Regions from separate parts of the Homo sapiens genome. Here region 2 is linked to region 1. The links are chromatin loops, found by intact Hi-C in ENCODE. Cell type or tissue: endothelial cell of umbilical vein. All regions are shown on one strand. Links, peaks and the distances in the headings refer to the core of each region. The heading gives the core; the rest is flanking DNA. Region 1 overlaps TYR (tyrosinase). Region 2 has its middle 93 kb from the start of TRIM77.

Region 1 (13,180 bases), core at 1,935-9,934:
CCTTCATTTCTGCTCTGATCTTAGTTATTTCTTCTGCTAGCTTTTAAATGTGTTTGCTCTTGCTTCTCTACTTCTTTTACTTGTGATGTCAGGGTGTCAATTTTAGATATTTCCTGCTTTCTCTTGTGGGCATTTAGTGCTATAAATTTCTCCCGACACGCTGCTTTAAATGTGTCCCAGAGATTCTGGTACGTCGTGTCTTTGTTATAATTGGTTTTAAAGAACAACTTTATTTCTGCCTTCATTTTGTTATTTACCCAGCAGTCATTTAGGAGCAGGTTGTTCAGTTTCCATGTAGTTGTGTGGTTTTGAGTGAATTTCTTAATCCTGAGTTCTAACTTGATTGCACTGTGGTCTGAGAGACAGTTTGTTGTGATTCTGTTCTTTTACATTTGCTGTGGAGTGTTTTACTTCCAATTATGTGGTCAATTTTACAGTGTGATGTGGTGCCGAGAAGAACGTATATTCTGTTGATTTGGGGTGGAGAGTTCTGTAGATGTCTATTAGGTCCATTTGGTCCAGAGCCGAGTTCAATTCCCGGATAACCTTGCTAATTTTCTGTCTCATTGATCTGTCTAATATTGACAGTGGGGTGTTAAAGTCTCCCACTATTATTGTATGGGAGTCTAACTCTCTTTGTAGGTCTCTAAGAACTTGCTTTATGAATCTAGGTGCTCCTATATTGGGTGCACGTATATTTAGGACAGTTAGCTCTTCTTGTTGAATTGATCCCATTACCATTATGTAATGGCCTTCTTTTTTTCTTTTGATTTTTGTTAGTTTAAAGACCAGGATTGCAACCCCTGCTTTTTTCTTTTGTTTTGTTTTCCATTTGCTTGGTAGATCTTCTTCAGTCCCTTTATTTTGAGCCTATGTGTGTCTTTGCACGTGAGATGGGTCTCCTGAATATAGCACATCGATGGGTCTTGACTATCCAATTTGCCAGTCTGTGTCTTTTAATTGGGGCATTTACTCCATTTACATTTAAGGTTAATATTGTTATATGTGAATTTGATCCTGCCATTATGATGCTAACTGGTTATTTTGCCCATTAATTGATGCAGTTTCTTCATAGCATTGATGGTCTTTACAATTTGGTGTGTTTTTGCAGTGTCTGGTACCCGTTGTTCCTTTTCATGTTTAGTGCTTCCTTCAGGAGTTCTTGTAAGGCAGGCCTGATGGTGACAAAATCTCTCAGCATTTGCTTGTCTGTAAAGGATTTTATTTCTCCTTCACTTAGGAATCTTAGTGTAGCTGAATATGAAATTCTGGGTTGAAAATTATTTAAGAATGTTGAATATTGACCCCCACTCTCCTATGGCTTATAGGGTTTCTGCTGAGAGATCTGCTGTTAGTCTGATGGGCTTCCCTTTGTGGGTAACCCAACCTTTCTCTCTGGCTGCCTTTAACACTTTTTCCTTCATTTCAACCTTGGTGAATCTGACAATTATGTGTCTTGGGGTTGCTCTTCTCGAGGAGTATCTTTATGGTGTTCTCTGTATTTCCTGAATTTGAATGTTGGCCTGCCTTGCTAGGTTGGGGAAGTTCTCCTGGATAATATCCTGAAGAGTGTTTTGTAACTTGGTCATTCTCGTCATCACTTTCAGGTACACGAATCAAATGTAGGTTTGGTCTTTTCAAATAGTCCCATATTTATTGGAGGCTTTGTTTCTTTTCATTCTTTTTTCTCTAATCTTGTCTTCTTACTTTATTTCTTACTTTATTTCATTAATTTGATCTTCAATCCTTTCTTCCTCTTGATTGAATCTGCTATTGAAGCTTGCATATGTTTCATGAAGTTCTCGTACTGTGGTTTTCAGCTCCAGCAGGTCATTTAAGCTCTTCTCTACACTGGTTATTCTAGTTAGCCATTCATCTAACCTTTTTTCAAAGTTTTTAGCTTTCTTGCGATGGGTTTAAACATCCCCTTTTAGCTCGGAGATGTTTGTTATTACCCACCTTCTGAAGCCTACTTCAGTCAACTTGTCAAACTCATTCTCCATCCAGTTTTGTTGCCTTGCTGATGAGGAGCTGTGTTCCTTTGGAGGAGAAGAGGCATTCTGGTTTTTGGAATTTTCAGTCTTTCTACTCTGGTTTCTCCCCATCTTTGTGGTTTTATCTACCTTTGGTCTTTGATGTATGTGACCTAAAAATGGGGTTTTGCTTTGGATGTCCTGTTTGTTTGATGTTGATGGTATTCCTTTCTGTTAGTTAGTTTTCCTTGTAACAGACAGGCCCCTGAGCTGCAGGTCTGTTGGAGTTTGCTTGAGGTCCGCTCCAGACCCTGTTTGCCTGGGTATCACCAATGGAGCCTGCAGAACAGCAAATATTGCTGCCCGATCCTTCCTCTGGAAGCTTCGTCCCAGAGGGGCACCTGCCTGTATGAGGCAGCTGTCGGCCTCTACTGGGTAGTGTCTCCCAGTCAGGCTACACGGGGTCAGGGACCCACTTGAGGAGGCCGTCTGTCCATTATCGGAGCTCGAACGCTGTGCTCCAAGAGCCACTGCTCTCTTCAGAGCTGTCAGACAAGGACGTTTAATTCTGCATAAGCTGTCTGATGCCTTTTGTTCAGATATGCCCTGCCCCCAGAGGTGGAATCTAAAGAGGCAGTAGGCCTTGCTGAGCTGCAGTGGGCTCCACCCAGTTCTAGTTTCCCTGCTGCTTTGTTTACACTGTGAGCATAGAATCGCCTACTCAAGCCTCAGCAATGGTGGATGCCCCTCTCCCTGCCAAGCTCCAGCATGCCAGGTCTATCTCAGACTGCTGCACTAGCAGTGAACAAGGCTCTGTGGGCACAGGACCTGCTGAGCCAGGCATGGGAGGGAATCTCCTGGTCTGCTGGTTGCAAAGAGCATGGGAAAAACATAGTATTTGGGCAAGAGTGTACTGTTCCTCCAGGTACAGTCACTCACAGCTTCCTTGGGCTAGGAAAGGGAAATCCCCCAACCCCTTGTGCTTCCCAGATGAGGTGACCCCCCATCCTGCTTTGGTTCACCTTCTGTGGGCTGCACCCACTGTCCGACCAGTCCCAATGAGATGAATCAGATACCTCAGTTGGAAATGCAGAAATCACCCATCTTCTGCATTGATCTCCCTGGGAGATGTAGACCAGAGCTCTTCCTGTTCAGTCATCTTGGAAGCTCTCCCAAAGCAAGGATTTAAACTCAACTGAAAGTTGAGCAAAAGGTCTTACCTTTGTTCTTACTTTACAATAACATAAATAGTGGCCATAAAAATTGATTGATATGGAAAATCTTTCTTTATAAAGTAAGCAACAAAAATAAGCAATTGCTAATGCTGGTGGATAAATAAAAACAAAGTAAATACGTCTAAGAAGAATGATTACAAAGATCATTAGATATGTTTTAGAAGTACTTACAAAATTAGGGATTTGGGTATATGTTAGTGATTAAAATTATGATGCATATTTTAAGGAGATTCTCTGTAAATGATCCATAGATTCAGATGAATTGCATACTCACTGAGCAATTATTTTATTCTCTGGCACAATAATTATTCATCTCAAATTGGCAGAAAACAAAGTGATAATAGCTGTTTGTATAATGTAAAATTTAGAATAAAATATATATTGGAAGTCCTCCCTAAGTCTTTTCTCACATATATTGATAACTGTTGATATTATCTTGGATGATGTTACACATTGGTTCTCTTGATGTTTATGCATCAAGAAAGGTCAATAAATAAAAGTAAGTATTGCTCCTTGCTTGACTGAAATAGGGTTCCTAATACGTCTTTTATCTCATCTATCTATTTAAATGTAAATTTCAAATATTTGCCTTAAAGAACTTTGTCTTTTTAAAAACTTTTTTTCTTTTCTTGAGACGGAGTCTTGCTCTGTTGCCCAGGCTGGAGTGCCATGGCGCGATCTCCACTCACTGCAGGCTCCGCCTCCTGGATTCACACCATTCTCCTGCCTCAGCCTCCCGAGTAGCTAGTACTACAGGTGCCCGCCACCACATCTGGCTAATTTTTTTTGTATTTTTAGTAGAGACGGGATTTCACTGTGTTAGCCAGGATGGTCTTGATCTCCTGACTTCGTGATCCCCCCGCCTTGGCCTCCCAAAGTGCTGGGATTACAGGCGTGAGCCACCGCCCCTGGCCTTAAAAACTTTTTATTTTGAGTTAATTATAGAATTATATGCAGCTGTAAGAAATAATAGAGAGAAATCTGATGTGCTCCTTATTCAATTTCCCTCAATGGTAACCTTGAAAAAATATTATGTAATATAGTAGAATATCACAGCTAGGATATTGGTATTGAAAGGGTCAAGATACAGAATATTTACATATTGAAGCAGTTTGGTATTTTTGGAATAAATTTCATTTGTTTCAATGCATAAAATTCTTTTTATATGCAGCTGAATTATATTCGTCAATATTTTAAGAATTTTTACATATATGTACATGAGGGATATTGATCTGTCTCATTTTCTTGGCATCCTTTTATCTGGTTTCAATATTAAGGTAATACTGGATTTATAAAATGACTCAGAAATGTTCCCTTCTACATTCTGGAACAGATTGTATAGAATTTATGTTAATTTGTTAAATTCCTGGTTGATTCTCAAGGAAAACATTCTATTCCTTAGGATTTCTATTTTGGTAGTTTTAAAATTACCAATTCAATTTCCTTTACATTTATAGGGCTATTCAAGTTGTCTATTTCTTATTGGGTGAGTGGTATAGTTTGCGCTTTTTTAGGAATTAGTTCATTTCATCTAAGTTGTCAAATGTTATGTACATAGAGTGCTCATAGTACGCTTTTATTACCCTTTTGATGTCTGCAAGATCTGTATTGATATCCCTTTTTTGATTCTTGATATTGGTAATTTGTGTCTTTTCTCTTTTTCCCTTTTCAATCTTGCTAATTCGTCAATTTTATTAATATTTCCCAAAAACCAGCTGCTTGTTATATTCATATCCTGTATTGATTCCTGTTTTTAATTTCACTGCTTTCTGCTCCTATCTTTATTATTTCCTTCATTCTCTGTGCTTTGGTTTTATTTTGCTCTTCTATTTCTAGGTTCTGGAGTTTGAGTTTGTATTACTGACTTGAGACTTTACCTCTTTCCACATGTGTGCATTTAGTACTATACTTCCCCCTCTCAGCACAATTTTATAGTATGTCTGACAAATTTTGGTAAGTTTGGTTTTTAATTTTATTTATTTAAATGTATTTTATTTTCCTTAAGTCTTTCTCTTTACTCCTTGGGTTATTTAGAAGTGCTTTGTTTAGTTTCTAAGTGTTTGAAGATCTTTCCCTCATGTTATTGATTTCTAGTTTGATTCCATTGGGGTAGGAGAACACAGTCTGTATAATTCCAATCTTTTTAAATTTGTTGATATTTGCTTTATGGCTCAAGGGGCAGTCATATGTTTAGCATATGTTTTATCAGCACTTCAAATAAATATTTTTTGTTGTTGTTATTGAATGGAATGTTCTATCAATGTTGATTAGATTCTTCTGGCTGATGGTGTTAAGTTCTTTATCACTGCAGATGTTTTGCCTAGTCCTGTTGGTTAAACAGCAGTATTGAATTCTCCAACTGTAATTGTGAATTTGTCTATTTCTTCCTTTTAGCTCTACCAGCTTTTGCTTCACAAATTTTAAGCTTGTTTGGTGCATACACATTTAGGATTGTGATGTCTTCTTACTGGATTGACTCATTAATCTTGATAAAATGTGCCTCTCTTACTCCAATAATTGTTTTTGCTCTGAAGTCTATTTTATTAGATATTAATATAGCCACTTTAACTTTGTTTTGATTAATGTTTTATGATTTTTTCCATCCTTTAACTTTCACAAATATTGTTATATCTAAAGTGAATTTCCTCTAGGCTCAATATAGGTCATTTTTAAATAAAATCTAGTCTCCCAATCTCTTAATTGGTATTTTTAGACTATTCACATTTAATATAAGTATTATATAATGTTATGGCTTAAACCTATTTTTTTCCTGTTTGTTACTTTTCTGAATTTTTTGGTTCATTTTTCCTGTCTTCATTTGAGTTGCTTGAAAATGTTTACAAATTCCATTTTTATTTATCAAGTTTTTTGAATGTATTTCTTTGTATCACTTTATTGGTGATTTATCTAAGTATTACATTATTTTTACATAATTTATCTCTGCTGGCATCATCCTTCAACTAGTTCAAATTAAGTGTAAAACCTTATTTGTCTTAAATATTTATCTTATGTTCATTTAGATGAATGACATAAAATTTTATTTTTGTTTCAACCATTAAATCACAATTTAGAAAACTCAACAGAAGTCTGTTGAATTCCCTATATTTTTGCTTAAGAAAGTTTATTTTATCATTTCCCTTCTTCTTAAGAAACTTCTATTAACCATTTTTTTTTCAGGGCAGGTCTGCTTGGTGGTGACAAAATCTTTTCATTTTACTTCATCTGAGGAGACCTTGAGTTCTCCTTCATTCCTGAGTATTTTCCCTGGGCATAGAACACTGGGTTAACAGTTCATTTTTTTCAGCATTTGAAAAATGCAGTGCCACCTTCTGGCCTCCATAGTGTCAAAGGAAAGATCTGTCATTCATTTTTTTCCACAATAGATAAGATATAATTAATTTCTCACTACTTTGAATATTTGTTTTAGTTTTTAGAAGTTTAATAGTGATATATTTTGATGTGGATTGCTATGGGATTTATTAAATTGGGTTTAACTCTGATTCTTTAATTTGTAGTTTCTTTTGCTAAATTTGGGAAGTTTTCAGTCACTATTTCATTGAGTTCTTAGAACTGATTTTTCTCCCCTCTTTCTAGGACACTAATAACACAAAAGTTCAATCATTTTCATGTAGTTATTCAACTCTTTGAGCCTTTTTAATTTTTTTTCCAGTGTGTTTTCTGTTTTTCAGATTTGGTAATTTCTATTTTTCTATCTTCCAGTTCACTTATTCTTTCTTCTTTCCTCTCCATTCTGCTGTTGAACCTAGTATTGAGACTTTTACTTTGGTAACTGTATTTTTTAGTTCTAATTTTGTTTTGTTCTTTGTGATATCTTCCATTTTCTTGCGAAGTCATTCTATTTTTTTCATTTGTTTCAACTATGTTTATAATTATTCATTGAGGAATTCAAAAATGAGTGTTTTAAATCTATTAACTTGGTACAAACGTAATTGCGGTTTTCACCATTCTGTTCAATGGCAAAAACCACAATTACTTTTGCTTCAACCTATTATTTGAGATAATTTTAACATATCTGTTACTTCAGTGTTAACGTCTGCTGTCTTTTTTTTTTTTTTAATTCAAGGATGTAACTTTTCTTAGTATGATAAGGGATTATTTTCTGTTTTCAACCTGGACATTTTGGGTATTTTATGAGACTACAGATCTTATTAAATCTTCTGTTTTATAAAAGTTTATAATCTCAGCTGGGCGCAGTGGCTCACACCTGTAATCCCAGTACTTTGGGAGGCCAAAGTGGGTGGATCACTTGAAGCTAGGAGTTGGGAGCTAGCCAGACCAACATAGTGAAATCCTGTCTCTACTAAAAATATAAAAAAAATTAGCCGGGCTTGTTGGTGGGCACCTGCAATCTGAGCTACTCGGGAAACTGAGGCAGGGGAATCCCAGCTACTCTGGGAGGTGGAGGTTGCAGTGGGCTGAGATCACGCTACTTTACACCAGCCTGGACAACACAGCAAAGACTCCATCTCAAAAAAAAAAAAATGTATAATCTCCTGGCTTTCTCTGACTCAGCTCCAGCAGAAGGGAAACACTGCATTATTACTTTTAAGTAGCAATAGAAGTCCAAGTTCCCCACCGACCTGGCTCCCCACTAGGCCTCTACTGATGTCTTCCTTGCTAGGAGAGGTAAGAATACCCCTCATTACTGCTCCTCAACTACTTTCCCCTAATGCCATGGATTGGGTGGCCTAATTACCACTAGACAGTGCTAGAAGACCTAACTATCCAGTAGGCCTCCTCTGACAACAATCCAGAAGGGAAGAAAGGATTCCTCTTTTTACTGCCTGGTGGGGATAGAATTGCAGGTCCTCCACATTGCCTCCATGTAAAGTAGGAAGAGTGGTTAATTCCTCCCTGGTTGGAATGCAAACTGAGCCTTCTCTTACATCACCCTGGAAGGGAATTGAGGAGGCACCTTGTTATAGCCTAGTAAGGGTAGAAGTCTAGTCTCCCCAGTCAACTTTTGCTGACTTGGGTGGGGATTGTGCCTCAGTTTTTCTGTTTTTGAATTTGAATGAAATAGAGTAGTTACTGTTTAAAACTTTTCTGCACCTTTCTTTGTCATTTGACTAGAGAGAGAAGGCTTTTGTTGGTGTTTTTTTCTTTCTGTTTTGTTTTGTTTTACTTTTGTTTGTACCTCTGGGTGTTTCTAGGTTACAAGCTTCTTCAGCTCCAAATCTTGAATATATGAGGAAAATAAAACCCAGGGGACTCACCATCATACCGTGAGATCCCAATATTCCTAGCTGACCTGGCTTCTTCTCTTCACTATTTACATTCTTTCTGTTTCTTTTATATGCCATGTCCAGAGATTGTGGTTGTATTTAGAGGGACTAATAGAGAAAAGTGTACCTACTTTACCTTCCCAGAAGTAGAAGTCTGTGTTGTATACTTTTGTTATTGACAATCATGTTTCTGTTTTCCCACCAAAATTTCATTGTTTCACACAAGAATTTCTTTTAGATACCTACTCTGAGCAGAGTGGTTAGTGTTGGGTCATATACCAGAGGCAGGGTTGGGAGTTTATCAGAGTCCCCAGCTTTACTTTAGCAGGCTGAAGAAGGCTTTGTAGTGAAGTGGAATTTGTATCAGCCTTGGAGTCAGATGAATTTGGAATAGTAGACTTAACTATGGTTGTTATCAACCATGTGACTATCAGGTTCCCTATCCGTAAAATCAAGGGAAAACCTGTCTCATGGTGTAATTGCAAATTTCAAGTGATTTATTTGAAAATGTACAAGGTATCAGGTGCTCAACAAGTACTAATTTTGTTTTCTCTGTTGCTCACTTGTAATGTGGAAATGCAAGTATCTATTACTTTCTTACTTTAATATAGCCAAGCTTTTTAGATATCAAAGAAGTCTATTTATGTTATATGAATCAAAGGCTAATGATCAGACTTGCAAATTGAAAACAGGCCACTCCTTTTACACTAGAGATTTTACTAAACAGAAAAATCTTTTCATAGAAACAGCATCATTTTTTTCTGTCCTTGAGGTAAGAGGAGCTTGCAATGAAGAGAAGTATAAGCCATGAAATAACGAGTTTTTATAACCATATTTCTACAGTTGATTATAAAATCTGCTCCCCCTCCATTAATTATTACATCTTAAGAAAAGAAATGTGAATATAGTAACCAGCTATAGAGCAGAGCTGCCCTGTATGCCTGATCATAAAAATCATCTGAGGCATTTACTAAAATTAAAGTTTCCTAGGATCCAGCTATACAGTGTGTGTGTGTGTGTGTGTGTGTGTGTATTATGAAAATATATTCTAGTTTTGGCCATGAAACATTATCAACATCAACACGTTAGGACTGCCAAATTGGCGTATATGTAAAACCCTAAAACCAAGTGAACACTAATCACATCTGGAATCAATATATGTGCCAGATAATTTGTAATAGCCAATTAGATCACGTTTGGGAAACACAATGACCTACTATTTACTATAAAAAAAAAACTGCTTCATTTTCATAGCTCAACAGTGTGTGCTTTTACTGTGCAATTTTCATGCTGTCCCTCAACTTTCCAAATACTAGAAGGTTGTGTGTGGACCTCATTCTGTTGAGGGCCCTCAGGATGCACCCAATCCACTGTAGACAACCTCAACAGCCACCAGAGAGAGAAGCAAGGTGACTAATGTACCATTGCAGGAAAACACCTTTTACCCTGCCCCCACAAAAATAAGTGTGTGGGTGTGTGCTCTTTGTATTGATAATAAGGTTTAATATATAAATACAAATAATTATGTGATATATCTATATCTCCACACACACACATATATATATAACATTATTATATAAGTCACTGTGGCTCACTGGAGGTCATAAACACCCCCACTTCCACTGCCAGACCTACTGAACCAAAATCTCTAGAGGAAAGGCCTGATAATGTACGTTGTTAGCCACCATGTCTTTTTGGATTTCGCAAATGTGCCTTTAGATATCAACATTCTTTGACATTTCATCCTGAAAATGCAGAATTGTATTTGAAATTAATAAGGTCTTCCCAGATGCCCTTATTTTTAAAAAAGAAATTATTCTACAATCCCAATATTTTATTGCTTAACAAAATGGGGCCAACAGACCCCTTGAAGTCCCTGAAACTCTTTCAGAGGATTTGCAATGTCAAAACTATTTTCCTAATGATACTATGATGTGATTTTGCCTTTTTCTGTGTTCACATTTGCACTGATGGTGCAAAAGCAATGGTGGGCAAATCTTCTGGTGTCTTAGCACAAATCAAGGTAGTGGCAACCAAGTGTACTGTAATTATTATATTCTTCACCAGCCACAGACTTGCAGTAAAAATGAATAAATGCAAGTTTCACTTAATGTCCATAATGAAGCAAAACAATTTTTTAAACTATCTTTTTTTACATGCCTTTTTAATTTTCTGTTTCACAAAATGGAACCTACATATGCACTATTTATGCTGCATTCTGAAATATGTTCGTCTAGGGAAAAAACATTTGTGCCATTATTTGTGTTGAGAGCTGAAATAATCATGTTTCCCACAGGAAATCATTTTCACTTGAATGTAGGATTCAGAGATAAACTGGCTATTTAGACAGGCATTTGGCAGACTTCTTATGTGAACAAAGCAAGTCTGTCACTTAAACAGAAAAAAAAAGCTAATGGTATTTTTTTTCTTTTTTGCCAATGCTACAATTTGAGTTTTCAAGCAAAAATTTAAATTAAGAAAAATTGATAACATCATTATGAGCTTGTCAATGTCTTCATACTTAAAGATATTTCTGATGAGATTGGTGGTGATATTAATAATGTGATTTTGAATATTGTATAATGAGATATTTTAACATTTGGAAGATCACTTAACTGAGTATTTTACAAATGACCAATGCATGCTATTATAAAATCACTAATGGGTAAAATACTCATTCATGATGCTAGACAGATCAATGGACTTTAATGTAGCAAGGACAAAAAGTTCATTGATATGATTTCAGATTTGACAGTGTAATTAAACTCTGAGGAAATTACCATTTGTGAAGTTTTAGTATCAAAAAGAAAGGATCTACAATTATCTGAAAATGTTTTTAAAAATACTTCTCTCTATTCTGATTACATAGTTGTGTGAGGCTAGATTTTCATCAAGTTCTTCAACCAAACAATAAATTATAATATATTGAATGTAGAAGTAGTCAGATGTAGTGTGTTTTTAAAAAATATAAAGTAATCTCATTCCACTTAGTATTTTTGAAATATTAAAATTATATTATTTATACTATCACATAACAAATTAATTTTTTAAATAAATTAATACAAATATGCAAGATCTTTTTATTTCAGTTTTACAAATGAGAAGTAGTCATAAATATAACCCACATAAATAAAAGCTGGCAGAAATTTTTCATATATTGTAAGAGTTATAAATGGATTCTGAAACCAAAATAGTACAAATCATTAGTGTAGAAGATTACAAAGCAGTCCTATGTATGCATCAGACATTGTTAATTTGTCTTTGATACCTTGAAGTTAGGCCAGGTGTGGTGGCTCAAGCCTGTAATCCCAGCATTTTGGGAGGCTAAGGTGGTGGATCTCTTGAGGTCAGGAGTTTGAGACCAGCCCAGCCAATATGGAGAAATCCCATCTCTACTAAAAATACAAAAAAATTAGCGAGGCATGGTGGCACACACCTATAGTCCCAGATACTCGGGAGACTGTGGCTTGAGAATCCTTTGAACCCGGGAGGCAGAGGTTTCAGTGAGCCAAGATTGCACCGTTGCATTCCAGCCTGGGCTACAGACCAAAACTCCTGAAGTCTTTTAACTCGTATTTGTTTAATAAATGCATAAAATAGAGTTATAAATTTTATTTGCAATATGTATTGCTAATGTGTAGTGATATTTTTCCCAAGACTTATCCCAAGGAAGTGAAATGTCTATATGTCTTAATGCCTGACTCTATACTTAGAAAAGGTGTATTATTATTTTGCTCCATAAAGATCTTCTAGGACCCTCAATTGAATTCTTGGAAAATGACATTATCCCTTTTAAATAGCCATTTTCCACAGCAGTGAGTTCAAATCATGAAAAATTAAACAAAAGCTCTTTAGCTTGGATAAATACACATCATGAAGACTGACAGCCTATGCTAAATTATAAGAGAAGTTGAGAAGACTATTGAAGATTACAGAGAAGGTGGCAGGAGAAAAAGGGAAACATTTTTTGTGTATGTAATAGGAGCTAGATGTACATAAATTCTCATGATAACCTGAGCATGTAATTATTGAAGAAATTTTATAAATGAGGAAGTAGATGCCCAGAATTTTAGAACTGATACTGAAATCCAGTTCTATATGTCTTCAATATCAGTGTTTTCATTGACCCTAAAGGACTCTGCACTAATCTGGGAAGTTTCTCTCTTTCTCTCTTTCCAGTGAATCTTCCTAAGACAGTACTTGCCATAAGATAATACCTGCACCTTTTAATTCAGAGTGAAGATGACACAAGGCTTACATAAATTCACTTTACTTTGTCAATATTCATATTTGGCATGAACAATAAATTGCATATGCCAGTACAACTAGATTCCTCAGGGATCTAGAACTAGAAATACCATTTGACTCAGCCATCCCATTACTGGGTATATACCCAAAGGATTATAAATCGTGCTGCTATAAAGACGCACACATATGTTTATTGCGGCACTATTCACAATAGCAAAGACTTGGAACCAACCCAAATGTACAACAATGATAGACTGGATTAAGAAAATGTGGCACATATACACCATGGAATACCATGCAGCCATAAAAAAGGATGAGTTCATGTCCTTTTTAGGGACATGGATGAAGCTGGAAACCATCATTCTCAGCAAACTATCACAAGGACAAAAAACCAAACACCGCATGTTCTCACTCATAGGTGGGAACTGAACAATGAGAACGCTTGGACACAGGGTGGGGAACATTACACACCGGGGCC
Region 2 (13,180 bases), core at 2,838-10,837, 410 kb before region 1:
TTTATTTGTATTATTTTTATTGTTGTATTGTTATATTTTAATGTTTGTTATTTCCAAATGTTTTTAATTCATGGTTGGTTGAATCTGTGAATGCAAAATCCATGGATATGGAGGGCTGAATGTACACACACACACACACACACATTCATAATTTTCAAAGTCCACAGTAAGTATCAAGCAGTGTGTGTTTACCTGCATGTGTATGTGAATTAACTCTGTTCCTGAGGCAGTTTTATTTCCCTCCAATGGATTCTACTTTATTTCTTAATGTCAAGAAATGGCTTATCTCTATCTGAGTACCTGTACTTCCTTTCTCTGTCTCTCTCTGCTGTCTCTGTCTCTGTCTCTGTCTCTCTCTATCTTAGTGTTTGTGTGGGTGAGAGATCGCCATTCTGCCTGCACCACTCAAAATGCAGCTCTCCTAACTAAAAGACTGTATTATTCACGGAGGTCTCAAACGAAAATGTTTCTCCCATTGGACAGAAATGAGAATGCCCTGGCACTTCTCATATAACACCACTTAATATATTCTTTCAATTGCAACAGTTTAGAATTATTATTGATAAATAATTCTAATACCATTTAGTGTCCAATAACATATTAGGGAAACATGATAATTTACCACATCCTCTCTGTATTCTTGTTCATTTATTTTTCATTCTGTCGTACTCTGTACCTTTTTATAGGCCACTTCAATTTGTTTTTTACTAGAGCTGGAAACATGTTACTTCTCCTATGAACCAGCCAAGTTTTTATGTGCTTATTATGGATTCAACATACCCCTCTTCTCAATTCACAACAAATGGCTCCTCTCTATCTGAGATAGAGCAAGTTGAAGTCCTATCCCTCCAGTACTGTACTTTACAGTGTGAAGGCTTGGGACAGATTCTCTTCCACAGCCCCCAGAAGGAACCAATCCCACTGACACCTTAATTTTATACTTCTAACATCTATAACTGTGAGACAATAAATTTTTGTTGTTTTCAGCCACTAAGTTTGAGGTGATTTGTTCTGGCAGTCCTAGGAAACTAATACAGTGCCTCTATTAAAACAATTCATCTTGTTTACTCCAGTTTTGTTTTTTTTTGGCATATCTGTTTCAGACTGGACTATGTACTTATCAAGAGAAATGACCTTATCTGTCATATACTTCACTCTGTGGTATTTATGTGAGGGACATAAAATGTAAGATATGATATGCTATGTAAGATATGATACCTGCCTTAAAATCCAGTGTTTATTCATCAAATTTTTATTGAGTGCCTGATGTAATTATGTAACAGCCACTCCTCAGGATACTGGTCATACAACGGTGAGCACAGAGATGATGGTCTCCTCTCTCGTGGAGCAAACAGTCTGGAAAATTGTGGGGTGGGGGGGACATTAAAAACACAATCAAAAGGAAAATAATTGCACAAAAATAATTGTCAAGCAGGAGAAAAACATCTGTATGTAAAGAAGAGGAAGCAGCGATCGTTCTTGGCCATGGGATGATCTGGAAAGGCTTCTAAAAGGGGCAGTAGATTTTAATAAACAGCACACAGAGAGAGAATATTTCCTTGTGAAGAAGAGAATGGGGAAGGACCCCTGGGTCATTAGTAGTTCATTTGCCTGGAGCATAGAGAAATAGAGTAAGTAGAGTAATCATGGCAATAGTTTTTTGGGTGTTTTTAAATTGCTTACTAAGTATCAGCCTTACATTATCTCATTTACCTTCACATTTTTTTGACGTAGGCTGTTGTCATCCCAATTTACAGATAAGGTTGTTGAGTTTTCCTTAACCATAGCTTTATACTTATTATTATACTATACTACCTGTCACTCAGATTTATTCCTAGGGATAACTATAATTTGAAATGAGATCTCTGACTCCACAGGCTCTGTTTTTTTTTTCATTCCACAACAGAGAATTATTCCCTAAAATGCAGAGTCAGAAAGATAGGTTGCAGGCAGATTTTAGAATACTTCTATTACAAAGGCTATAAAAATATACTTTACAGTAAACAAAGGGGAAAATCAAATGTCTGCAAAGTAGTAACATGATACATGCTAAAACATTGAAATAGGAAAAAATATTGGGGGAAGTAGGATTCCTTAGCACTTACTAAAGGAAAGATCCAGATAAGAAATGTAAATGTACCAGGCTTGGTGTCTCACACCTGTAATCCCTGCACTTTGGGAGGCCGCAGCTGGTAGATCACTTGAGGCCACGAATTTGACACCAGCAGGGCCAACATGGTGAAATCCCATCTGTATTAAAAATATAAAAATTAGCCAGGCCTAGTTGCATGCACCTGTAATCCCAGCTACTCAGGAGGCTGAGGCAGGAGAATCGTTTGAACCCGGGAGGTGGAGGTTGCAGTGAGCCGAGATTGTGCCACTGCACTTCAGCCTAGTCGACAAAGTAAGACTCTGTCTCAAAAACACACACACAAAAAAAACAACAAGTTATGTAAATCCATCGTCAGAATGACTTAGTGTGAACAAGAAGCATCTCAGTTGTCTGCTAAAAATTCCTGCTTCTTCGCAATGAGAATATTGAAAAATCTCTCTTCAAGGTGGTGGATAAATTACCTCAATTTGATCATTACACAATGCACCCATTTAAACACATATCGAAACATCAGATTGTACCCTATAAGTATGCACAATTATTATGTGTCAATTATATTTTTGTTTAAATTCTACTTCCAGTCACCACCCCAGAGGACTGCTGACGTGAGGAGGTTTTAGACAATATTCTGTTCTGGCCTAGCCAAGGGATTAGGGAGGCAATGTAAGCCAAACTTCCTTTTTCACAGCAAGCTCTTGGACTGCAGGGATCACATTTCATTCATCTTTTTATTCCCTTTTCCCCTAAGTCCCAGACCCTTGCTCATAATAAGCATGTGGATGACTTGAACTGAATTGTAAGAGTGAAAGACTCTTGTGAAAGAAGAATCATTAAGACTGTGTGAATTTAAAAAGAGAACGAATTCAAGAGAACATGCTTTGTAAGTCTGGGAAAGAGAACGTGCAGGGTACAAGGGCGGTAACATGTGACCAAGAAGAGAAGAGTAAAATGAACTCACTAGCCAATTACATTCCAGTGATCTGCTACTTAGAATGCATGACTGAACTCCTGGGTGGTCTTATAGCCACTGGGTACTTTTTTTCTGCCAGACTTTGAAAGCACTTTGAAGACAGGGTGTCATCTAAAGGTTGGTGATTTGTATTGAGTTCCCCCACCCTAGAACTGGCAGGCACCATTCTCTTTGATAAATATCATAGGAAGAAATCAGAGAATTGTATTTTCCATTGAAATAGTTGGAAGATATATAGAGAAGCCTAATGTGGTTTTCTGAGTTGGAAATTTGCTAGGACATAGGGATGTGAATGCCCATCTTCTCAAAAGACATCCTGTAGATGCCAATAGATCTGAGCAGCAGGATGGAATGTATCAAAATAAATGGCAGGATTATCCAGTGCTGGAGCCCTTATTTAAGAAGCCCATATTAATTGAACTGAACATAGTTGGCATTCCAACAAATATATGCTGAAAGAAAAATAGCAAAAACAACTTAGGGGATATGTTCTCTCAAGTGGTTTATAATTTGTTTCCTAACCTTCTGTCACTGAACCTGGCTGGATATGGAAAGGTCCATTCTACTTTCATTCTACTTCAGCTACTCAGATCTTAGTTGTACCCTAGAACTTTTCATGATGGATAATTGTACCCTTCTATACTTTTCATTTAAACCATGTCACTCACCAATAATCACCTACATTTTCAGCTAATTGCCTCTAGTGCCTTGGCTCCAAACATTCTTTGACCCCACTGTATTTACACTTTTCCTCATTCCTTTATACCACTAAAATTTGCAGTCCCCTTCTTACTTAGCTAATATTTTACAATCTCTCCCACAAACACCCTCAAATAGCCTTGCATCTCTCTTCTTCATTGTGTTACTTTTGTAAAATCCAGGCCCTATTTAAATACAATGTTCCATGTATTCTGTGCCTGAACCTATGCAGCTGATGTAGCTGAAGCAAAGCAGGGGTATTGGCTGGCCTCACTTTAAATTCTTCATCCTTAATTGGAAATGTATCTTCATACTCCCTGGTAATTCTACTTTACATATTTTTACACCTATTACTTTTCCTGAACTTCCAATACTGCCTCGCTCCTCTTCATTTTGGTTTATGAACCTGGCTTCCTATTTCACTGGGGAAATAGAAGTAATCAGTAATAACTCGCATGTCTTTTCACCACCACATCGACCAGCCCATCCTATCTGTACATGTTTATTGTCTCTTTCTTCCTGTTCTTACTTGAGCTGTACATGCTCCTATCTGATCACACTTATGCACAGGGTCTCATTCATTCTCTTTCACTTCAGCAATTAGACTCTTCCTTAAAAAATAATTTTCTGTCTCAACTTGATTATTCCCACAATAGTGCAAACATGTTGTAATACCTTTTTTCTTTAAAATAACCCATTTTCTTTAAAATAATTTCCAACTATCAACTGATTCCTCTGTTTCTCTCTATATAAAATTCCTTAAAAGAGATTTCTTATGTTGCTTCTCTCCCTTTTCTCTCTTCCCATTCTCATTTGAATCTACTTCAAAAGGTTTACCATACTAAGAAAAAAAGCTCTTCTCAAGATTACCTATGGTTTCCATAGTGCTAAATTCAGTGATAAATTTAGTCTTTGTCTTAATCAGCCTCTCAGTATCTTTGATTCAGCGGGTAATTATCTCCTTCTTAAAATACTTTCTTCACTTGACTTCTGGGAGCTACTCTCAGTTTTCCTATTCACTTTAGATGTTCCCCTAAGCTCTGTTTACTCATTTATCTCATCCCTCCACTGGAGTTCACTGGAGTTCAGTCCTTAGATCCTTTCTCTATCAGCATTCACTCACAAGGTGATATCACATAGCCTTTGAATAGTATCTGAATATTGATGATGGTCAAATGTTATTTCCCCTGAACTCGAGATTCTATTCAACTCCTACTAGACATCCTTACCTGCACAATTAATAGACACATCAAATTTAATATATCCTAAGTTGGACTCTTGATGTCCTGCTCCTCCAAACCTGGTCCTCTTGCACATTTTCTATCTCATTAAATGTCTATTTCTTCCCATTGCCTAAGCAATTCAGAGTCACTCTCGAAGTGACTTTTCTCATTTCCCCATGCATATTCGATCCATCAGTTGTGTTAATTATGCCTTTTAAATGTGTCAAGAATCTAATTACTCCTCTTCCACTGCTAACTTTTGTTGAAATGACCATCAGCTGTCTCTTGGATAAATACAATCCTTTACTTTTGGTATTTCTGATTCAGCATTTGCTTCCTTATTATCCGTTCTGAACATAGCATCTGGGTCAGAGGTCTTGTCACCCTCTGTGTCCCAAAGTCTACAGTGATTCCCACCACCCTCCTTATCAAGGCTAACAAGGCCCTACATGATCTGGTCCCCACTTCTTTTCAGACCTAATTTCTTCTACTTTTTTCAGGCTTCACTCATTAGCCACACTGTCCTCCTTGGTGTGCTTCCACTCTTAGCACATTCCCAGCAAAGGCCTTTTGTTCTGATTGTCCCTCTTCTTGGAGCTCTCTTCCTTAAATATCTGCAAAATATCTGCTTATCTTCTTCCATCACATCCTTCAGGCCTTTCCTCAAATGCCAATTTCTCAGGAAGGTTTTCCCTGGCAACCGTATCTAAGATTACGCTTTCCTACCCCAGCACTATCTAACCCCATCCCTGCACAGTTCTCTTCCTATTTACAGCCATCTAACCTACTACATATGTGACATATCTATGTATTGACTGTTTTCCCCTCTAGAATATATGTACAATGAGGGCATGGATTTTGTTCACTGTTTCATTTCCAGCACCATAAAGAGAACCTGATATATAGAAGACCCTATATAAGTAACAATTGAATACTTAAAGGCAGGCAACTCTGGGGTTTCTTCCCCAGACCTCTGTACCAGAAATTGAAATAGGAAATAGAAGATATTGAGGATACTAGGTATTCTCTACCTGTGTTATTGACCAGAAACAGCAACATATAATTTTTCTTTACAGGGACTAAGCTAATCAATAATGAAGCAATGTCACTGACAATCACACTCATAGAATGAATTTTAATAAAAATATATTTTTATTTTGGATGCTTTTTGTTGCATTTGAGAGAATGAATTGAGAATTTTTGTTTTTTTAAGTCAGGTGGACTCCTAATAACTTTTAAAGGCTAAGTTAAAAAGGTCTCATTTTCTCTAAGGCATTTATGACTTACCAGTCAGTCAGTCACTCTTTCCTCAGCATATTTTATGTATATCTTAACTCTAGCTCTTATCACATTATTTCATAGTTTGCTGTATTGGGTTAATTCCACAACTAGGCTTTGTGTCCCCAGGAGCTACAACTGCTTCTGTCACATAGTAGGTTCTCATAAATCTTTGTTGAATAGCTTATGTAGACTCAGATGCCACAAGATTGGCAATAATTCACTGTTATTACAAAAAGAGAATTAATATAAAACATCACCTTGTTTGTAGACATATTAAAGAAGAAGGGAACCATGAAACACAATCTTTAGGAATTACAATGTGTCCTCTAAGTTTTGGATTTAATTGTCCTACCTAAATCTTAACAAACAAAAGCACATTGATACTTTATTTGTCTTCTTCTTATGTTTTGTATTACCCTGACTTAGTCACCAGATGTCACTATGAGACTGTTGTCCAGGTCACTCTTTCTTTAAACAAGAAGGAAACAAAGACCTCACATGAGGCATGGAGCAAAACCTATGTCCTTGTGGAAACACCTTATAAATGTTAAGGCTAGTAGATTTAGGGTTTTATTTTAGAGTGGATTTTGGCATGGCTTAGTGTGTAAGAAAGAGCACTGGACTGGGAATCGAGAATCCTGGATTTTAGCCCCAGTTCTGTCATTTTAGAATAATTGACCACCTGGTAGATTTCTTTACTTTTCTGGCCTGTGAAAGATATCCTCATCTGAAAATAAGGGTGGCAAAAGAACCTCAAAATCTTCAAGCTCTAACATCCAGTGATTCTATTCCCTTCTTTTGCTAATTTCTTGGAAAGTAGCCAGAGGTCTTTACTACCAGGGATGATTTGGAAAGTCAGCATAAGTGAGAATAATGAGTACCTATTGCATACTCTATTTTATTCTAAACACAGTCTCTGCTAGGTTTTGACCTACCATGAAGTGGGGAAACCTTTATGGTCACTCTCACTTCTACACAGTCTCTGTATATTGGTGGTACACATTGTGTGAAATACCTTTTCCATCTAGAGATTGCTTCATTTTTTTATTATAAAAACATTACACAAAATTTGTTTAAGGTGTCATGTAAATATACTTTTAGTGACTGTCATTTTTGGGTTTCACTCTCAGAGGAAAATGAATTATTTATATTAGGTATTTCTGAATACCTAATCTGAATATTCTTGCTTTTTTTTAAAACCAGTTCTCTGCAATGTTCACCCATCCACCTACCTAAAATATGCACCACTTAATCTTTTATTCATGCTGCTCCACAGCGTCCTGTAATCATAACCCACTTGTGGTAGACTCAGACACTGTTGTTGTATGAATGCCTCATTTATCTCTTTCTGTGCATATTTATGTTTCAGTTAGCTATTTTCATTGCATGTAGTTCCTTCCATAGTGTGGGTTCTCGTATTCTCAGCCATTTTCTTTGTCATTATTTTACTCAGAGTCGAACCACAGAGTAAATATTTTTGAGAACAGTCTGAATTACATGGAGCCTTTAACACTTACAGGCACTATCCTAATACCCAAATTATTATATAGAACAAGTTGACACAGGCTTTTATAGAATTATCTAATCCTGAAACATATCTTGAGTATTTACTAAATGCTCCACACTGTTGATGTTCTGGGATTGAAACAGCAGATAACACAGTATGGCACAGAGAGAGCAGGAACAAGCATTTACACAGCAAAGTGGTGACCGTTACAGTGGAGTTGTGTGCAACACACTGTGAGAGGCTAGAGGATGGTATAGACTTACCCTTGAGCTGACCTTCAAAAATAGTCAGGAGGGTTTGCATGGGAGGTTGGGAGTCTATTCCAGGCAGAGGGGACAGCAGAGGCAAAGAAAAAGAGGTTTGAGACTACATATTAGACTGGAGAAGTGCATATGGTCTGTACTTACTGCTTAGCAACAGAGTAGAATGATTTGCTGGGAGGTGAGACTGAATTAACATTAATCTATTGATTTCTCTTTGAAATTTACAAAATTTTCTCCTCTCCCCTTCCTTCTTTATGTATTTTGGTTCTACTGGAGTCAGTTCAGGTGTTTCTTAGGAAATTGTTCTTTATGATCTCTGTGAGTTGACATTAAAATATACATTATGTATGTTCTGTGACACATTGTTACTCTTACATGTTAGTTGTTTAACACCTACATGGGCTCTTGCCTCAGCTAAACAGTGAGTTCTCAAAGATCACATTCATGATTAGCAGCCACACTGAATTATTATTACATGGAAGAATGGAAGGCAGGAATGAAGAAAGGAATGGTGGGAGGGAGGAAAGAAGGTAGGAAGGAAAAAGAAAGAAGGGGCGGAATAAGCACTTGTAGTGGAAGATGGAATTAATGTTTTTCAAGAGTATCTTAGTTTCTAAGATGCTCAAATACAATGAGAAATATATTTGAGCATCCTGAATTGTGTGAAAGTTTTAAAATAATATTTGTCAATGTTCAGGAGAAAAATCCTTCTGAGCATGTGAAACAAGAGGAAGACCGAAGGTAGATATGCATAGAACCCTATCCACAGTTACTGAGTATGTTTAGTAGTGTAGAAATTGAGAAAAACTGCCTTATAGAGAGCTCAGCTCCAAAATGACTGGCATGAGATTTAAACTCAGCATGTATAGGTCACATAAAATAATATCACACTCCAATCTTAGATATCATAGACCCTAAAAGGGCAATAGTGCAAGGTCTTTCATTGCACTGTCTTGATATTTCTAAGTCAAACTGCTTTTTGTTTCAAGGAAACACAACCTCTTGAGGAAGAAACTTCTGAGATGGCAGCTGCCAGAGATATACAAGCTGCCCAAGTGAGGGGATAGGAAAAGCTGAAGACAGGCAGACATGACTGTGGGTCCAGGCTCTACCTCTTGGTAGCTATGTGACCATCGTCAAGGTGCTGTGTTTCTTCTACCCAAGCTTCAGTTTCCTTGCTTATTAAATACAATGAGTTTTTTTTTTCTTTCTGACAGAGGGGGCAGCAAAGACAAAAAATTGATTACAAGAAAGGGAGTATCTGAAAAACTCGGCATCGTGCCTGACACGTAGTTAAGTGCTCGGAAAATAATAGCCATAATTATTGTTGACAAGTCTGGAGCAGGAAAACAAACAAGCATACAGAACACAAGATTAGACTGTAGGTTAAAAAATACAAGGTCTAGTTCTGGCTCTGTCATTTATTTGCTACATAACCTCAGTCACATGTGTTGTTTTCCCTCATCTATACAATTGGAGAATTCTACCTATTGTACCTACTTGGCAGCATCATATGAGATTATATAGATATAGATATATATAGCACTATATGGTCTAAGGGATCATTTTTATTACAGACTTGATTTGAAAAATGCAGAGTTCCACTCCCTCAAGATGAAGCACCCGTGCCTTGTTCTGCCTGACAGCCTAGGACTGATGCTACTTGCAGAATTTTAGTGCTCTGGTTACTGAAAACAGTATCACATGGCACCGTGCAAAGTACAGTGCCCATTTTATGGTCTTATGAAGCACACATGCCAAAGTTGAGAGTTTAATTGAAAACCTAGCAGTTTTTCATGATGGCTCACAGTACTTTACATTTTTAAAGAAACTCTTAATAGGTTAGCAACATGGTGTTTTGTTGTCATGGTTATCATAAACATCCAAGTCACTATCGAGTGTTATTCATTTGTAGGTTATTTAGTCAATCATTCTACTCACTATTCTTAGAGATTGATATGATTTAAAGATACTATTGTTCTTTTCAATTCTTGTTTCTGCAATTAAGATATACTACAACATTTTCTTACATTAATGCCAAATCTTTTTAAAAATGTCAGCTTTCTTCCAAATAGTCTCCTCAAATAATACGTTAAGGACTTCCAGAAAACATGGGGACTACCAAACCAATACTCACTCTTTATAGCTAAGGAAAACTGAGCTGCAGAGAGTTTTAGAGATTTATACAAACTTCTATGGTGTTAGTTGAAGAATATTAGTTGTTCTTGCCTATATGTTTTCAAAGGCAGATCATGTCATCCTTGAAGGTAAAGTCATATTTTGTTTTGTTTTGTTTTAATTCAGTTTACTTCATAGCATTTGTATTTAATATAATTAATTCAGCAAATGTCACTTGTTTCTTTATATTGTTACATTTTGTTTTATGTTATCCCTGGTAAGTCATTATAAACTTAGTTTTCAAAATAATTTCCACACGAACAATTTTGTTATATCTTAGCCATATCCCTTTGAAGAACATAGTATAGTTATCACTCTATTATAAATTTTACTTGCCAAATGATGATATTGAAGTTCAAAGAATTTATGGCCTTGCTCAATGTCTCATGGCTAGTAAAAGAAGATGTCAGAACTTAAATACAAGTCTCTGACACCAAGCTTTCTCTAATCCACAGAAAGTGTTATTTAAATGAAAATATTAATTGCTTAGAGAAAGTAAACTTGAAGAAATAAGGAAGTCAGTTTTGCTTGGAATTAGAGGTGATAATTTTCATTCTCTTCAGAGCTCTGGTTGCATGTGAAACTAAACTGGATTGGAATCCCATTATGTAATTTGAAGTATCGTTAGTCCTTAAGACACTAGACATTGACATGTTTAAGCATAATTTTGTAAACTCCATTCAGAGTAAGATATAATGTAATTGTTTTTGAATTCCCCATACTAATGCCTTTCTTCACCAGAGAAGTTAATGGTGCCTTCTATATGTGACTTATATGTGCACTTCCTCAAATTATCAACAAACAACTGAACTTGGCTTCCTCAGTGTGAAAATATCTTATTGCTTTCAAAACATTGCAATATTACAACTCCAAAAAAATGTAATTTTGATCATATGCATTTTACTAAGAAATAATGGTTATTATTATATTTGGTTTTATTTATTCTGTATTACAGTTAAATACCATATAGTAAATATTTATTCATATGCTGCTTCCTCTTAAACAGGCTTTGAGATAGGTTCACATGTGCAATAGATTAATAAAATATAAGTACACATGAAAAATTGACAATGGTTGAAGAATGATGGATAATGCTTGAATAAAAGAGGAAAGAATGAATTTTCTCTAAATTCAGCCATTATTTATGTATTTTATAATCATAGAATTTTAGAACAAGAAGAAATCTTAAAGTTTTTATTATTGAATATCTTTTTTTATAGCTGAAAAAATTATAGACCTAAGCGTTTTGCCAAATATCACACAGTCAATTGGTACCAGCACCAGGACCAGGACATAAGTTATTTTTTAACTTTGTGCCAGAACATCCCCAACCTGACACATCTGACTTCCTTAATAACGCATTACTTAATAATTTGACTCTACTTTCACTTTTCCTTTGTAATCCCCAAAGTGAATTACATGACCAGAAAGCAGAAGTTCAGAAAGAATATATTTATGATCAAACTTTGTCTTCCCTTTTCAAATATATTTTTCTTATTATTTGCTTAAGCGAGCACATTGAGTGAAGAATAGCATCTAGCAGTTTGCTCATTCAATGTGCATTGCCGATAGCTACCATAAATATTGTAAACCACTGATACAACTTTTTCTTTTCTCATTCCAAAAAAGGACATAGGCAGGGGGAGCCGTGTGAATATCCCATCACACCATGGCTGGATTATTGGCTAGTACAACTCTGAGTCCTTCTATCTGCTCCCAATCAATTCCAGCCACAAATTTTATGCTCATTGAATCCATGAACAAGAACATCATCTTAAAATATTGACTTATCAGAACAAAATAATCAATGACTCATTTAAAATTATTAAATCTAAACTTCTTTAACAAAGCTCTACAAAATCAAACCCTATGAACTAGTATTGTAATGAGGGAGGGAAGGTATGCATAGGGCAAGTTTTAGATTTTAAATTGGAGAAGTAAGTGCTATTTGAGGGAGATTCAGGGAAGGATCCAATCCTAATATCAAAGTCAGAGGCATACTCCGTCATGACAAAGGGGGACAAGAAGCAATGGAGGCAGGATGCAGTATTGTCCTCAGAAAAGAAGCTTGAACCCATAGAATGACTCCCATAGAAGAAAAAGGCACAGGTGGAACTTCCCAAGGACTCTCTTCTCTACATTGGCAGGCCACCTGGCAGTTTCTGGGGACTGAGACCCAGGTGCTTTAGCCAGATGGGGTTGCCTCTGGGAAAATGCACACAGAACTGATCTTACTCTGCCTTCCTTTCTAATCTCCAGGGTTTCCTGAACAAGTTTCACTGAATTTTTGATCAGAAGCAGCTTTGGGCTGTTTGAAAAAAAAAATCTGTTGATCTGCATAGTTCTTTATGCACCATTAAATAGAAGGCACCTCAGTTCAGTCTTTTACCATGAAACCAAACATACCCTTTTTAGGTCCATGTTGGAATAGTTCTTTGACCAAATAAAAAAGAAAGGATTATATATCAGGTTATGAACAAAGAGCATGTGTGATATGATAGAGACAGATTGGTCAGAAAGTACACGCTGGCATTCTGAACTGGATTTAGGAAGACTGCTGTTCCAAAATCACTTTAGAGACTATATAAGCAAAACAATAAATTACAATGTAAAATAAAAATATTAACACTTCTATTTTTATATAAGATAATTATCATTTAATGTAGTATAATATTTAATATAATAGATTAACACATATTCATTATTCATGTATCAGAAATACATTTTCCAAAATTTTCTCTGATGGGTGAAGCATCAAAGAAGTTTGGAGACTGCCACTCTGGACCTTCTCTTCATAGGCTCATGAATCTTGCAGAACTATTCACTTCAACATTTTAGAAAGACATGAGCAGATTACAGATGAATCTGCTTAGCCTTCTGGAATAACTACGGATATGGTTGTGAAGCCAATGTGAGTTTACAGTAACTAGTCAAACTGAGGGGCCA

What was found. Peaks named below come from ENCODE experiments on the same cell type or tissue, not always from the same donor. Only the 100,000 strongest peaks of a DNase experiment are listed, where the experiment ranks them.
Region 2: it touches region 1 in a loop (14-fold over the local background); 6 of 110 quality-filtered maps call a loop at or near these places.

What each region holds. Positions count from the first base shown.
Region 1 is chr11:89,198,929-89,212,108 of GRCh38, reverse strand. The region is part of intron 2 of TYR (tyrosinase); the gene reads right to left. Among named protein-coding and RNA genes, the nearest start is that of TYR, 28 kb to the right of the region's middle. In endothelial cell of umbilical vein, for the core only: no CTCF peak of the experiment used is centred there; a DNase peak (open chromatin) is centred at 6,518.
Region 2 is chr11:89,610,756-89,623,935 of GRCh38, reverse strand. No RefSeq gene overlaps it. Among named protein-coding and RNA genes, the nearest start is that of TRIM77, 93 kb to the left of the region's middle. RefSeq lists a silencer at 9,101-9,395. In endothelial cell of umbilical vein, for the core only: no CTCF peak of the experiment used is centred there; a DNase peak (open chromatin) is centred at 9,325.